Regions from separate parts of the Homo sapiens genome. Here region 2 is linked to region 1. A link is a contact called in ENCODE Hi-C or POLR2A ChIA-PET data. All regions are on one chromosome and are shown on one strand. Each heading gives the region's core, a stretch centred on a gene start or an enhancer-like site at or near the end of the contact. The rest is flanking DNA. Distances are from core to core; before and after follow the strand shown.

What was found. A loop is a pair of places that touch in the nucleus more often than their neighbours do. ChIA-PET counts read pairs that join two places held with the same protein, here RNA polymerase II (POLR2A). Pooled maps may share reads with other maps.
Region 2: a map of ascending aorta shows a loop between it and region 1 (6-fold over the local background). The contact joins two enhancer-like sites. A Hi-C loop is called at or near these places in 5 of 168 maps with a recorded cell type or tissue (CD4-positive, alpha-beta T cell, Caco-2, ascending aorta and 2 more), 1 of 37 single-sample maps with no recorded cell type and 4 of 50 pooled maps. POLR2A ChIA-PET finds 5 or more read pairs at or near these places in 1 of 52 experiments (H1).

Annotation. Positions count from the first base shown.
Region 1 is chr11:91,945,698-91,949,318 of GRCh38, forward strand. No RefSeq gene overlaps it. Among named protein-coding and RNA genes, the nearest start is that of LINC02756, 150 kb to the left of the region's middle. Within about 2 kb of position 1,699, at least 3 of the 41 ENCODE cell types and tissues checked have a DNase peak (open chromatin) inside an H3K27ac peak, as active enhancers do; they include ascending aorta, where a contact is called at or near this core.
Region 2 is chr11:91,980,426-91,984,046 of GRCh38, forward strand. No RefSeq gene overlaps it. Among named protein-coding and RNA genes, the nearest start is that of LINC02756, 190 kb to the left of the region's middle. Within about 2 kb of position 1,731, at least 4 of the 41 ENCODE cell types and tissues checked have a DNase peak (open chromatin) inside an H3K27ac peak, as active enhancers do; they include ascending aorta, where a contact is called at or near this core.

The sequences.
Region 1 (3,621 bases), core at 449-2,948:
GAGATAGCTGTGAATGCCTGCTTTCTTGCCCCTTTGGCAATAGTAGCTATCATTTGTGTTTTAAATCTTTGCCAATTTGACAGATAAGTAAATATTGCCTTCATGTTTAATTTTCATTTTTTTGCTAACCTGTGGCTAAATATTCTCATGTTTATAAGCCATTTGCAATTTTTCTTTTGTGACTTAAATGGATTCTCTTCTTTTTCTTTGTTTTTTTTTTTTTTTTTGACGGAGTCTCGCTCTGTCGCCCAGGCTGGAGTGCAGTGCCGCGATCTCGGCTCACTGTAAGCTCCGCCTCCCGATTCACGCGATTCTCTTCTTAATGATACAAGGTTATAGCTTAAAATGTAGAATATTTTATGGAAGGTCTTTGAAGGCGAAGGGGATGTAAAGGTTTCTCTCCTGATATTCTCAGTGGCTTAGCCCTGGCTTTCACACTTGCTATGTCTGCTCATTTTAGTACCTCTCTAAACTTCACATCAGCTATCACCTGTTCTTACCAATCTTACAAATAGTTAGTGCTTGCATTGTATTTACCTTCTTATGTTCCATGAGCTAAAAACACAAATTAAAAACTAGACAAAATTGAAAGATAATCAAACTTGCCAAACAAAATGTAACATTAACTCTAATATTAACTCTGGGCAAACTTCGGGTTGCTAAGAGAATGCGGTGACCTGCTTCTGGGTCTTGACTATGCTACAGGTAATAGATACCCCCATGTAAGTTTCTCTGAATAACTAAGAAGCAACTGCGTTTGTACTTTATCTTTTCCTTATCATGGGAAATATCTGATCTCTTCAGCAAATTTTTGGTAACAGGCCTCAATTAGAGCCAGGAAGTCCTGGGAATTCCCCTGACAGCTTGTCCACAGAAACCATCTGGCCCAACAGGGAAAATCAAAATAAGTCCTCTCTGCCTTCATCATGAGCCCAGATTAGCAAAGAAGAAAAAATTTCCTTCTCAGGAAGACTTACCATTAAATTTAGTCACTGACTTTCAGACACCTTCACTGCATAAATAGACTAAGACAGATTGTTCCCAGAGCTTCTGAAAAAGAAAGTCAGATAAACTGTAACAAATTTGAAAAGGAGCCAAAATAATTAATAGAAACTGTTTCATTGCTGTCTTGTTTCTCTTCCTAATTAATATTTATGTGCACACATTCCAGAGACATTGCTGTTTGCTTAAGAATACACTATTGCAATATTGTTGGCTACAGCTGTTTTTGCAATAAGAATTCATTGAGCAGCCTAAAATTGACAGATTAATACCCTGGTAATTAAATTTCCTAAATGAGAAGAACTATTTCTCTCCTCCTAAAAAACAAACAAAACAAGTATAGTAAGAACTAGGGGTGCAGAACGATTATAGATCCTAAAATACCAAAAGGAGTTTTGGTCAGAAAGATGTGTGAGATTTTCATCTTCAAAGAGCTGTAATAGGTTGAAAAATCACCAGACTGAGGTCTCATTTCTAGGGGCGGGAGGGGCAGGTGGTGCAGGTGGCTATGAAAAGTCAAAGCCTTTTGCAGAAGGCAGTGTTTGTGTTGGTGGTAAGTGCTGAATGTCTTTACAATGACTTTGTTATGACAGCTCTACACTAATAAATTACAACCAGTGCAACCCCTAATCGGGAAGTTTCATTCATGCCAATGAGTCATGTGAGCTTGTGCCTGTAGCAGGCCAGTTTTAATGTAATGGCAAAGGATCCAGAAGAGTCAGGAGGGGCCACCCCTGGAGCATAATACTCCTAATTACAGCACAGTTAAATTGCATCTGAAAACCTCACCACTCCACCCCACCCCATCCTGTTCCCACCCTGCCATACACGTGGGAAATCCAATTGTGGTTTGCAGTGAGAGACCAAGAGTCATCCAGACCCTTCTCCAAACAAATAACTTTCCCAGCTTTCTGCTGGCAGGCTAGATTTGGCTGCAATCATCAACTAAATTCCAACATTTTTGTTATTTAACATTTGTGTAAAACTTCCTTTCTTCCAAGTGCTTTGCAGTCATCAATCAGTTATTAGCCAGCTTGTGATGGATGAGTGTGCAGTTCCTAAATTTTACTCTGCACCAAATAAAGCAGTAACTCTCTCTTTCCCTCTCTACCTCTTTCACTTCCCATCTCTCCTTCCTTTTCTCTCCCTCTGTCCCTCTCTCCCTCTGCCCCTCTCCTCGTCTCTTCCCCTTTCTCCTCCTCTTCCCCTTACTCTCTCCTTTCCAGTCAATCCCATCAATCCAGTCAGGCTCTTAGTCCTGTGAGGAAGCTCTTTATCTTGGCAAAGGTGGGCCTCCCAGAACCTCTGACCACCTCCATTCAGCAGAACCACATCTCTTACACCACTCCCTGATGCTACACAGTAAAGTCCCTTTTCATCACCAGGTCTGTCAGTCACACTAAATTGGTAAATCATTTCTCTTGTCAGATGTTTCAGCCTGGCCTCCCCTGCCCTTCCAGACACTGATAATTGAGAACAAATAGTGTGTTAACCGCTTGTTTATTAATAAAACATTTGCCTCCCCTAACGCAAGCAGTAAGTAATTTGAAGTGACATGGCTGTTATGTTCACAGTTATTTCTCAGTACCGCTGAGAAATGCATATATTTATCTCTGTTTTGGGAAGCCCAAATTTACACCTTCAGTTTTTCATTAAAGGCACACATCTCCCCTTTGTAGTTTGTCTGCCTTTCTCAGCTGCCTGTTTTGGTTTGTGTAATGCCCATAGGTACCTGTCACTGGGAAGACTTGGGGAAACCCAAAGAGAAACACTGGGCATTTTGAAATCCGGCCGAAAGCACTGCACCATCTTTCATTCCCTGTTCAAATGCGATCTCTTCATCACAAAAAGATGCCAACTCCTAGTCAAGGTATTATTTCATTATGTACTCTCAATGATACTTGATCTAATTTCACTCTTTGTCTAAAAATTGGTTTAGTACCGATTGTACTCACTTGCAGCACTATCAAGGGAGACTACTGACTCCAACCCCATCGTCAATTCTCAGCATTCAGGCTGGTTTTAGCTATCTGTCATGCAACTCCTTTTTATCCAGTCACTTCCTCTAGGTTACTTTACCACCCTCAACTCAGTTAGGCCTAATCCAAGGAACAATTATTTTTTTTTTCCTACCAAATGTTCAGGCTTTCATTTTTCCCCTTTTCCTAGCTAATACTAACAGTTGAACTCAGAGAATATTCCTGCAGCATTCTCACTGACTCCAATTAATTCACATGCATAAGAATCTTACTTTCTAGCATCTTGACTAATTGCTTATACCCAGTTTCTACTTGAACTAGGCCAAAAAAGAAATTAAAGTATCATAAAGAAAACCTCATCAATGTTTTCTGTTTGTGTTTTTTAGCATACTTGAGCTTCTGAATGTGCTTTTCCCAGAAGGATTGAAGACCAAAGGGATCACCCTTTGGTCCTGAAAGGACATGTATTAGTAATGCTGTCAACTAATTAGCCAGGGCTGTACAGCAAGAGCACATGTTGTTGCTTCAACTGCAGACAGAATAAGCAACTCTGTTCCTCTGAGTAAACTGATTAACCTTTATCTCCCAATTTAAAAGTCTAGAATGATGTTACAAACAATTACCTCTCAAATCAATCATA
Region 2 (3,621 bases), core at 481-2,980, 35 kb after region 1:
GGTTGCAATGAGCCGAGATCGTGCCACTGCACGCTAGCCTGGGTGACAGACAGAGACTCTGTCTCACAACTCTAATATATTATACTGACAATTAATTATAAACTGTCATGTTTCTAATGGAGCCATCATCTAGTCCCTTACTGAATACTGAAAGAGATCAAAAAATATTTGGAAAAAAACAACATCTTGCTGTTGTTCTGGACCTTCAAAGTAGACTCAATGGAAGACAGATCAGCTTGAATGTGATCCCCTTGTGTTTCCAGGTTCTATAGAAAAAGGAGCAAATCTAGTGGTTGGTGTTGAGACATTCCTTATTGCTAATGGCATACAGTGGGTAGGCCAGGGAGAACCCTTGGTGGGAAGGACTCTGAGGGAGCTTTGTCTCACTTTCCAGCATAGAAGGAAGCACAGGTGTCTTCTTTTCAAGGAACTCCTGTCTGGGACCCCTCTCCACATCTGACCTCTGACTGGAGGACAATGCAAAGGACCAGAGCCTGGGCTGGCTGCCCCACTATCTTGTGGGGAGGTTGAATCAAAGGAAGTTATTGAGCTTCTGCTTGCATGAGAAGCACCAAGATGAGCTGTCTTGCTGTCGTGGTAAACCTACTGACTAAGGATGGAATTGGCCAGACTGGAGGGACTCCAGGGGCTGACAACAGATCAACAATGGTCATTGGGCCATTTGCACCTGCAACATCACAACATCACAGCCCGATGGTCTTTCTTCCTCAGGGATCTGATCATCCAGGAGATTCTAGATCATGCTTCTGCCAAATGTGCCACTTAGCACATCAAGAATGGAAGGATATTTTTCAGAACCTTCAAGTTCCTCCTCAGTCAACCTTTGGACATTTTCTTTTGTTATGTTGTCAAATTTTCTCAGTTGACAGAACTCTCACTTTGAGATACTGTAAGTCAGTAATTTCACCACATTCCAAACTCCTCTGGATCCATTATGTAAGAAGTCTCCATTAGATGCCTTCAGTATATTCAACTCCAAGTTTTCATGATCCATGCTGTATTCCCCTGAAAAAAGCAGCTCAATCACTCACCATTAGCAAGTGTTCATCTAAAACTTAATCTGACTGTCTTTATTATTAGGAACTAACTCCATAGGCAGTTTAGGGTTTTCTAAAGTTTTTCTTTCTCTTTAAGAATTGAGTCCATTCTTCCCTTCCTTTTTTTTTTTTTTTTTTTTTTTTTTTAGGTTCTTGTGAAAGCAGCTACCTGCTTCTCTGAAGACTGGAATTTTACTGTCTGCCAAAGCTGTTGTCCATTCTTTTGATGGGTTTTGAAGGACATTTTCTTTGTAGATACTTGAGGTTGGACTTGCTTTGTTGAGTCTTCTAAGGACTGAGTCTTACCTGTAATGTCAGTCACCAGCCAAACATGCGAACATTTAAATTTATCTTTTTTCCATACTTTTAATAAGAGTTTAGGACAAAGTAAACAGTATAAGATCTTTATCCTTGGTCATTACATTTGCTGGACCTCATAGTTAATTCTCAGTCTAACTTCCAGTACAATTGATTTAAGGTCTGCAAATTCACTTTCAATTTAGCTAAACCTCTCAAAAACTTAATGTTTTTCCTCCAGAAGGGCAGAAACTCTAATGGATAGTTATTTGAATCTCCTTGCTTTGTAATAAAACGTCTAAAGCACACAACCCCCCACTATGACTAAAAAGGTCAGCATGTTCCACCACATTCTTTGGATTTGGGCCTGGGCTAAGCTTCCCTGGAAAGGCTGTTACTGCCTGGCACTGAGCCTTCAAGAATGGTGTCATACAGAGCATCATGGCCATTAATGGACCCTCTATGGCTCCATGGCCACTGCTGAGTCATTTTAGGTTACTAGGATCTTGTGCCTACAATAGACAACAAAGTGCTATGGTGAGTATTTTTCACATAACCTTCCTAGTGCCTGGCAACCAGGGCAGACCTCAGTGGAGGTGAGGGAGGGGACAAGGAAAACAGTGCCTCCCAACCTTCTGCACTTCTTGACCTACGAAACACTGATCATGGCACACAATCTCTACTATGTAAGCCAAAGGGATGATCTGTGGTTCTGGCCACCCTCAGCTCTTCCTGGCTGCCCCAAGAACTAAGGAGTAAAAGTTTTTCTACATGTATAACCATTCAGGGTCACTGGTTGGGAAGCTCCCTGGTGGATAATTTGCAAGCCCCCGACACTGGCCACTGCGCTTCTTTCTCCTCAATAAACTTTTCATTCTGTGGCCTTGGAGACCTAAACCAGCCCACAATGATTGGAAAAGACTCCACCTCTCAGTGCTCTTTTTTGTTTGTGTCTGGATTAACTTGAGTTTGTGTGAGGAAGTATGTGAGGAAAAATTATTAGGAGTTCCTCCATGCTGAACCTCCAGCTGAAATGAGGTTCCGGCTCATTTTACTAATTTCACCTTTAAAAGATGAAGAAGAAATACACAGAATTTTCACGTCTATTGCTGTTTGCAGTTGAAGAGTAGAAAGTTCAGAGAGGGTAAGTGACTTGCCTAAAAATACGTGGGTATAGTAGGAACAGAATCCTACACTCAGGTTCAACATCTGTGCCTCTGCTCATCAAATAACCAAATTGTCTGCTGTAATCTCCTGTTAGCCATGTGATAAAGAAAAAGGAGCAATGAATGCTTTATGTTGATCACCTGGCTGCTTCCTGCCAGACTTATCCCAGAATTTAACAAGAAGAGCAGATTCTAAACTAAATCCAAGCACCACGCCATAAGATTAACCTAGAAAATAGAGGGTCCAAACGTAGTGAAAACTGCATTGATTATAATTTAGAGTCCCTGCATTGATATCCCAGCTCCATTATATACTTATTTTAACTCCCACAAACCTCTTGCTTTGCTTATCTGTAAAATGGGACTATTGTGAGGAGCACCGGGCCTACAATTGGTCTTAAATGGAATTTAGCTTCATTCCATTATTCACTTTTATACAAATGGAATCTGCACAAGATGGAATTTTATGTGCTAATAATACATTTTTACAGTCATTCTCATTCTTGTTCACATGTTAGAATCACCAGGGGAGATTTTTAAAAATACTGATATCTGCATCTCCAATACCAGAGGTCCAGACGTGATTGATGTCAAGTGTTGCCTGAGTATTGGGATTCTTTTAAAGCTCTCCAGGTCATTCTAATGCACAGCCAATCTTGAGACTGTGGTCTGTTAAAAACTATTATCAAATGATCATTTGTAGATACTAAGCATTGTCACATTGTAAAGCATTAATCCACACAACTACACAGCAAATACTATTATTCTACCTATGAAGAAATTGAGGCTCAAAGAGAGAAAAATTTTTTCTAAGGTTATACAGCTAGAAAATAGTGGTGGAGAGATTTGGATTTGGGTCTCTCTGTCTTTGAAGTCCACGCTAATAGCTACCAGCCAATGCTGTGAAGGCAGAGCTCCCACAGGTCATTTCCATGACACTGTGTGGCACCTTTTTATTCTTCTCAGTCAACCCACTGTTTCTCTGAATTTTTACCATCACATTCATACTATAGGGTCAAAAGTCATCCCACTTTGCTTTTAAAAGGAGCTAAGCCAGACAGCAGAGATTAAAATCCCAGCCCTGCTAAGAGTTAGAGGTG